3 separate regions of the Homo sapiens genome follow, and all the other regions are linked to region 3. Evidence: chromatin loops called from intact Hi-C (ENCODE). Cell type or tissue: dorsolateral prefrontal cortex. All regions are shown on one strand.

The links. Hi-C counts contacts between places; a loop is a spot of excess contacts. Peaks named below come from ENCODE experiments on the same cell type or tissue, not always from the same donor. Only the 100,000 strongest peaks of a DNase experiment are listed, where the experiment ranks them.
Region 1: it touches region 3 in a loop (7-fold over the local background); 33 of 110 quality-filtered maps call a loop at or near these places.
Region 2: a loop joins it to region 3, with 7 times the contacts of the local background. A loop is called at or near these places in 9 of 110 quality-filtered maps.

Annotation. Positions count from the first base shown.
Region 1 is chr15:82,197,147-82,199,646 of GRCh38, forward strand. All of the region lies in intron 15 of EFL1 (elongation factor like GTPase 1), which reads right to left. Among named protein-coding and RNA genes, the nearest start is that of EFL1, 64 kb to the right of the region's middle. RefSeq lists an enhancer at 1,114-1,173. In dorsolateral prefrontal cortex, CTCF peaks have their summits at 1,043 (motif pointing left) and 1,246; a DNase peak (open chromatin) is centred at 1,045.
Region 2 is chr15:81,471,486-81,473,985 of GRCh38, forward strand. No RefSeq gene overlaps it. Among named protein-coding and RNA genes, the nearest start is that of TMC3, 99 kb to the left of the region's middle. In dorsolateral prefrontal cortex, no CTCF peak of the experiment used is centred here; no DNase peak of the experiment used is centred here.
Region 3 is chr15:81,409,299-81,411,798 of GRCh38, forward strand. The region is part of intron 6 of TMC3-AS1 (TMC3 antisense RNA 1); the gene reads left to right. Among named protein-coding and RNA genes, the nearest start is that of TMC3, 36 kb to the left of the region's middle. In dorsolateral prefrontal cortex, CTCF peaks have their summits at 1,162 (motif pointing right) and 1,370; a DNase peak (open chromatin) is centred at 1,293; H3K4me3 peaks cover 389 bases; H3K27ac peaks cover 1,462 bases.

The sequences.
Region 1 (2,500 bases), 790 kb after region 3:
TTTTAGAAAATTGAAGGCTTGTGGTTTTGAAGAAAAACAACTATTATACAATAAATCTACTAATTGCTCATTTTGTTTAGAGCTAAAAAAAATGTTCCTCTTTCCTTTCCACCCCTATTCCCAGGGGACAGAAAATTTACCTTTGATTTCCAAGCATATCTGATTTCTTCCAGTCATTATAGAGTCAAATAATAAAACAAATTCAGATACAACAGTGAAGGAATAACAACTTTTACTTCAATTCTACACTTGAATCAATAGACTCAAATCCTTAGAAATATGATCATCAATGCAATTATGTGCTGAACTGCTAAATTAACAGTCATCTGGGAAACATAAAACAAAACTAGTGACAATGTGCTTCTAATTGCATGGGGGTTCAGGATATTAGTGATATTTTATATTCTGCTTCATTGCTCACTAAACAGCATATATTTTCATAATAATGCTTTTTTCCAACTAGAAACAACCAAAGGTGTCATAACTCAATTTCCAAGATGAAGAGAAAACAAAAATAGAGAAAATATATACAGTTGAAACAATGCCTTTAGTAGTTGGAAGAGGGGTAGGAGGGGCAAGAGAATGAAAAAAAGGGCCAAAATAAATTTAAATGCCTGCTTTGAAGTCATTCTTCAGGTTGAAACAGCAGGCTAAATCAATTTCAACTCCTCTATATTAATGATTCAGTCATCTCTAAGCCTCCAGTAATAAAAAGTGCCTGCCTGCCTGCCTACCTGCTGCCTGCCCTGCCTGCCAACCTGCCTGCCTGCCATGTGTAAGACTCTGGGCTAGGCAGGGGGATATAGTCTATAACCTACAATGAGAAGTCCTGGGTTGTGTTAACGAAACTGTAGCACAGTAAAGCACAAAATCTACTGAGCATTCATATGCCGTTAACCCTAAGGCCCTTTATAAACAGTTACAGGCTACACGTTTTACACATGGGCACTGGTGTGGACAGAGCACAGGCTCATGCATGCGCTGACATTGAAATTGCACTCTGTTTCTCTGTGATTTGATGAAAATCTGTGGGAAAGGCTGCCCCCTTGTGTTCATCTCAGTGCAGTTGTGACCCTGCTAGAGCTGGAACATTGCAGATGCCTTTTACCATCATCCCATGATGGCTTCAGAGAGGGGACTTCGGCCTGCTCAGTCTCTACCCAAAATCAAGGCCAGTGTAAACGAGAAAGTGCCAATGCTTCTGAGCTCGTTCAAGTCCAAGAAAGCCATTCTGGACCTCTCCCGAGGCACAGCCAAGTGAGCTAGTCCTCATGGATCCAATCAGGATAACTATTTTGTTTTGTTTAAAAAACAAAAAACTCCTGCTTATGAGAAGAGATCTTTGGAAGGATGGAATTCCTCTATGTCAAATGGCCTCTGGACCTCTGGCTGTCTGAATGTCACTTAAAGCAACCCACAGATAGAGAAGAGGGCACAGAGGGTACTGAAAACAGCAACGTAACTAAGAAATACAGGAAAACCCAAGACATGGACAGTGGAAAAGGTGAGGAAGGGTCCTGGAAAACCAACCAGGAGAGAAAGGAAGGCCATAGAGATTCATCTACCTCAACTTCCTTCTATGCAGATGCAGTTTCAGGTCTGGAAATTCCCACAAAGTGGCCAACTTGCCAGAGGTCCCACTGGTAAAATCCAGTGCTGTTTCTCCAACCAGAGGATGCCTTATTTACTAGTTTGCGATCAAAACTGTGAAGCACCTACAAATAATTTGGAAGACTAAGCACCCAGTATGAGAAACCTAACCTAGTGATCAATATAGAACCAAACATATAGTAAGCACAAAATAAATGTGAGTAAATGATTAGGATATAAAATTAAGCCAATAAAGATTTCACTTTTCAGAGGAAAAAATAGTTCACTGCATTAAAAAAAAACAAAACCTGCTTTTTTTCTTTTTAAAAATCTTTGGATCCTGAGAAAGGAAGGCTTATGAAAGACACCTTATATTCCTTCCTCCCTCTCTCACATCCTTCCACCTCCAAATCCCAAGTCCAAAAACAGATAAAATTAGGGAGAGGCTATGTCAATGCAGGAAAAGGTCTTATCCAAAAGCCAAAAACTTTGAAAAATGGAACTAGATTAAAGGCCACCCAGGTATATTAGAATTAACTTATGACACTAAGATAGCAGTTGGTTGCTCCAGAAGTTGAGAAAGAGAGAGAGAGAAAGAGAGAGAGATCCTGGGCTTCACAAATATCCGAGAGTAAGAAGGCCAAGGGCATAAGTCTTTGTCTCAGGGAAGACCCTCAGGCAAAAGTAGTTCTGGCTGCTGCCTTCTGGCTCAATTGGAGACAGCTAGGACTGCGGCCCGCAAAATAAGACCTTGTATGAAAATGGAAAAGGCTACTCCCTCAAAAGAAACTAGTGCTGGGATAATTTTAACTGTTTCAAATCATTTATTTGGTAATAATAAAGAAACCAGAACAACATAATGCTGGGTTTAAGCTGCAGTCCCAGCTTTAGCTCCCTAGTGAACTTATTT
Region 2 (2,500 bases), 62 kb after region 3:
CTTAACTCTGTACAATTTCTTTCATGTAAAGTGCCAATAAAGAAAATTAAAGAAATGAAAGGGGTACAAAGGGGAATAGAATCCAGTTTGCTGTCTGCTCATGGCACTGGAGGAAATTTTAAGGAGAAGGCCACTGTATGCATTGACATTAACAAGAGAATGCCTTTTCTTTTCTTTTCTTTTCTTTTCTTCTTGCCAATGTCAGAATTCTCCAGAAAGCACCAATGAGTCACACCTAAAATACCAGAGGTAATCCCAGAACGGAGATTCTGTATACCCTGTCAACTTGTAGCTAGACTTTTTAAAAAATCGACTGAATCTGGTGAAAACAAGGCAATGTAAGGCCATATTTTCATAAATTTGCTTCTCTTATGCATTCCTGTTGAAATGACCACAGGTGAGCAAAGGTTTGTAGAATCAGCCAAATTTTAAAGACTTTCTACAAACTATGGTAAAATTAAGATGACATTGGAAAGACAGTGCACACTGAATTTCAAGAGAAGGAATTTAGTTCAACTGAGTGAAGCCTATCCCTTCCAAATTTTCATTGAAATGACCAAATAAATATGAAAATTGGGGAGGAAAAAGCAGTAGAAGCCCTTAAAAAGGGCAAACATCATTTGTATACTAGAAACACTGGGGAAATTCTGCAGGATATACATACATAGAACCAGACCAAAGCACAAGCTGCCCTGCTATCTTGGGACACCTCAAGTTCACAGCAGCTTAGACTGGAAATGACAGAAATAATGGAAAATTGGAGGGACCCGTTGAACATCTACCAGTGCCTCAGATCGTATGGACAGGGAACAGATTCACTGCTCTGCTTCCATTGTACAGAGGGCACAGACAGCAAGTTAAGAGTAACCATCTGTGACCTCTAGAAGGAGAATTCACTCCTACTTCCTGCCCCTGTTGGGTTCCTGTGAGTAAGTTTTGGGATTCTCCCTTTCACACCACTCCCAGCCTCATCCAACTTGGTGACCAGGGTCTGTGTTGGACGTATCTGTGCTGTGGGATGGTGCCAGTGGTTTTAAGGGGTCTGGTGTAGAAGGGCACTCTTCTGGCTAGATAACCAATGGGCAAAGTGTTGTCTGCTATCAGAAGAACATGGTTTGAAAAGGCAATGGATATCGCCTCTGGGTTCACATAGCAGATGGAGCCCCTTGCTCAAGTAGAAGCCAGGCAACTGGCAAAAGTGACTTAGTTCCTTTTCTCAGACCTTGCTGTCTCTTCTGTCCCATCGCTTCTGTGTTGTCTTCTCCTTATCCATCAAGCCCAGGATGCGTGTGTGTGTGCGTGTGTGTATGTGTGGAGGGTTGGTGGGGGCCAGGGAGGGAGAACTGCCTTTCCTGTACTCTCCTGTTTCTTATTCTTTCTGTCTGATCTTTTATTCTTTCCCTTTTCTCTCAAAACCTGTTCTTTTGATATTCAAAGCCAGATAGCAGCTACTTTTTTCTCTTCTTTCAGCTGTCACAGTCTCTTTCGGAAATAATGAGCAGGGAATAATCCAGCTCTTGAATAGTAAGGGTTGGGGGTAAAACACAAAGATGGAATAGATATTGGCAGGGCAGGGGCACACCTATAAATATTTCAAAAATATCATCTTGTTGAAAGCCTAAGTTACAATCCTCATCATGTGCCAATTAAATAAAAGATTATTGGTTTCAATAGAAAGAGTAGTTGCCGCAACAAGACCAGCCAGAGAGGGGCCCAGATTGTCTCACCCTGGACCCTTTTCTTCTCCTGTTATTGTGCACAGTTGTCCATTATCTGGCATGAAGTTCTTTAGAGTGCTGCCAAGAACGAGGACTCGGGCTGGCCTTATGAGGGTGTTGATTAGGATTTCTGACTCAAGCCACATCAGTAGATTCTTTGTGTTTCTGATAAAATGTGAGGCTACCAGCCAAAATTCATTGGACAGGACAAGCATGTGATACAATTGCTCCTCCAACTGTAGGCAAGTATAAAGGGAAGAATCGTCATTGGTTGTAGGGAAAGTATGTGACCACGTTATAATTGCTAGGCTGATCAAAATCACAGATGGGCATGGATCAGTATTTGGAAACTGACCTGAAAGAATAGTGTGGTTCAGCACAGTGATTGTCAACGAAGGGCGACTTGGTCCCCAAAGGATATTTGAAAATACTCGGAGATAATTTTGGTTCTCACAACTAGAGTGATGCAACTGGAATCTAGTAGGTAGAGGCAAAGAATGTTGCAAACCATCGTAAAATGCATATGGACACCCCTTCTCCCCACCCAATAAAGAAATATCTAACTCAAAATGTTAATAGTCTGAGCTTGAGAAGCTCTGGTCTAACAGAACGATATACTTCATTCTCCACTGCTGCCAGACAGTGTCTCTCTTAAGGCTCTCCCCACCACTTATTTTGCCATCAGGCCATATGCCTTGCTGTGCTTCATTGTGTATTTGAGGTGCATTCATGCCTTGGCACTTTGCACTTGCTCTTTCTCCTCCCTCACATCTTTGCATGGC
Region 3 (2,500 bases):
AGGATTGTAAAATGCACCAATCAGCACTCTGTAGCTAGGATTGTAAAACGCACCAGTGTTCTGTAGCTAGCTAGAGGTTTGTAAAATGCACCAATCAGTGCTCTGTAGCTAGCCAGAGGTTCGTAAAATGCACCAATCAGTGCTCTGTAAAAACACACCAATCAGTGCTCCGTAGCTAGCTAGAGGTTTGTAAAATGAACCAATCAGCACTCTGTAAAATGGACCAATCAGTGCTCTGTAAAATGGACCAATCAGCACTCTGTAAAATGGACCAATCCACTCTGTAAAATGGACCAAATGGGAGGGGACAACTCAGGGAATAAAAGCTGGCCACCCCAGCCCTCAGCGGTAACCTGCTTAAGTCCCCTTCCAGGCTGTGGGAGGTTTGTTCTTTCGTTCTCCACAATAAATCTTGCTGCTGCTCAGTCTTGGGGTCCGCATCACCTGTAAGAGCTGTAACACTCACTGTGAAGGTCACGCTTCATTCCTGAAATCAGCGAGACCATGAACCCACTGGAAGGAACAAACTCCGGACACAAGGGCAGGAGTTTGAGACCAGCCTGACCAACAGGGCGAAACACTGTGTCTACCACAATTACAAAAATTAGCTGGGCTTGGTGGTACGCACCTGTAGTCCCAGCTACTTGGGAGGCTGAGACAGGAGAATTGCTTGAACCCTGGAAGCAGAGGATGTACTGAGCCAAGATTGTGCCACTGCACTATAGCCTGGGCGACAGAGACTCTGTCTCAATAAATAAATAAATAAATAAATAATATAAAAAAAAAACCTCTACAATATTTTCCTGCTGTCCTCCTAACACTTGAACTTGGGCTAATGCAATTTAAGCTTCAAGTCTCCCCAGTGTCAGTGAAGTGAAGCAATGAACAGTGCCTAATGAGCCCTTAAAATGTAGACCACCCATCTACATAGCGCCTTCTTTTCCACCCCTTTAAACAAATGATAGCTACTGCTGTTTGATTTTTACATTAAGAAGAACGTGTTGTCAAAAGTACCTAAATCATTTTCTCAGCTTGGTGCTTCACTTTCCCTTTAAGGATGCAGACTAAGGATCTTAATTTATGAGTTACCCACTCAAGCCTCTTTGCCACACACCTGGACCTGTTTGCAGAATTAAATTATTGGCTGTGAATCTAACATCAAACCTCCAGATGGCACCAGAGAACTGAGAAAAACAATTCCATTGCCAAGGAGCCTTTGTGTTGCTGACAAGAGAGGAGCAGGCTGAGAGAAAACGCCCTGTTTGTCACAAAGTTACATCTGCGAGCTCCTTCAAGGAAGGGAGGTGCCTGACGCTCCTTGTTAATGCCGGTTGCTGTTACAGACTTGCAATTGTGCAACTCTGTGATGTAAACAGGCAGGCTTTGTATTTTTGCAGTGCCCCTGGAGAGTGGAGAGGGTGGTTCTCTTGGCTGTCTCTGGAACAAATTTGGGTAAGTGCTCAAAGATGTGTTACTACAGAATGTACTTGTGAAGTTCTTGTTGCAGTGCAGTCAGATAAGCAAAGATATCTGCTAGAAAATAAAGAAAAAGCTACACAATTTTAGACTTTGTAGTTCATTGTCTTTTAAGACAGCAAGTCCTGCTATTGTCTGTCATAAAGCTACAGAAAAAGACCATATTGAAAACTGACGATAGCAGTTGATTATTTGTGAAAAGCCTGAGAGATGATTCAGTAAATACAAGGTGAATTTCATTGCATCTTCATGCAATCAGAGACTTGCATACACTTTTTATCCCCTAAACAGATGAACGAATGGCATGGGCCAGCTAGCAGGGAGTTGGCAGGATAAAGTTCTAACCAACAATTGCCACTTGCCTTCCTTTCTTCCATCAGCTTCTAGCTTACCTTTCAGAGACAGGTTCTATCAAAGGAAACCTAAAGGGAACCTTCCTCCCTGGCCCTGCCCCATCTAGCGTCCACAAGGATACTACACTCCAGTGAAGACTAGGGTGTATCCCAACTCCCCAAGAGCAGCATCAACAGCTATTAATCCTAAAAGTCTTGGTTTACTTCTGCAACATTGAGACACTTGCTGGGGCCAGAGCACAGGGGGCAAATGGGAACCTGAAATGCTCTTTTCCCAGCTTACTGCAGGACTCTTTGTCTCATCTGTTAGCCATATGTCACCCCATTAGAGAGATCTCTCCTGACCATCCCATCTAAAATTATTTCCAGTTACTCACTCTCTCATCCCTCTGCACTTATGTGAATAAAACAGTCTCATTTTATACTTGATTGTCTGCCTTCCCTCCCTACAGTTATTGTTGAAGCAGGCAGGAATTCCCTCTGTCTGGCTCCCACGGTATCCCCACCTTTTAGAAGAGTGTGTGGCATGTAGAAGGTTCAATATAGATTGAATAAAAGAATGAATGATGACAATAGGCTGATCCATTTCTCTATTTTCTTCTGGTTATGAAATTTGATTAAAAAATGAGATTTGGGATCAAAGCCATTACCAGAGAACATTATATTAACAC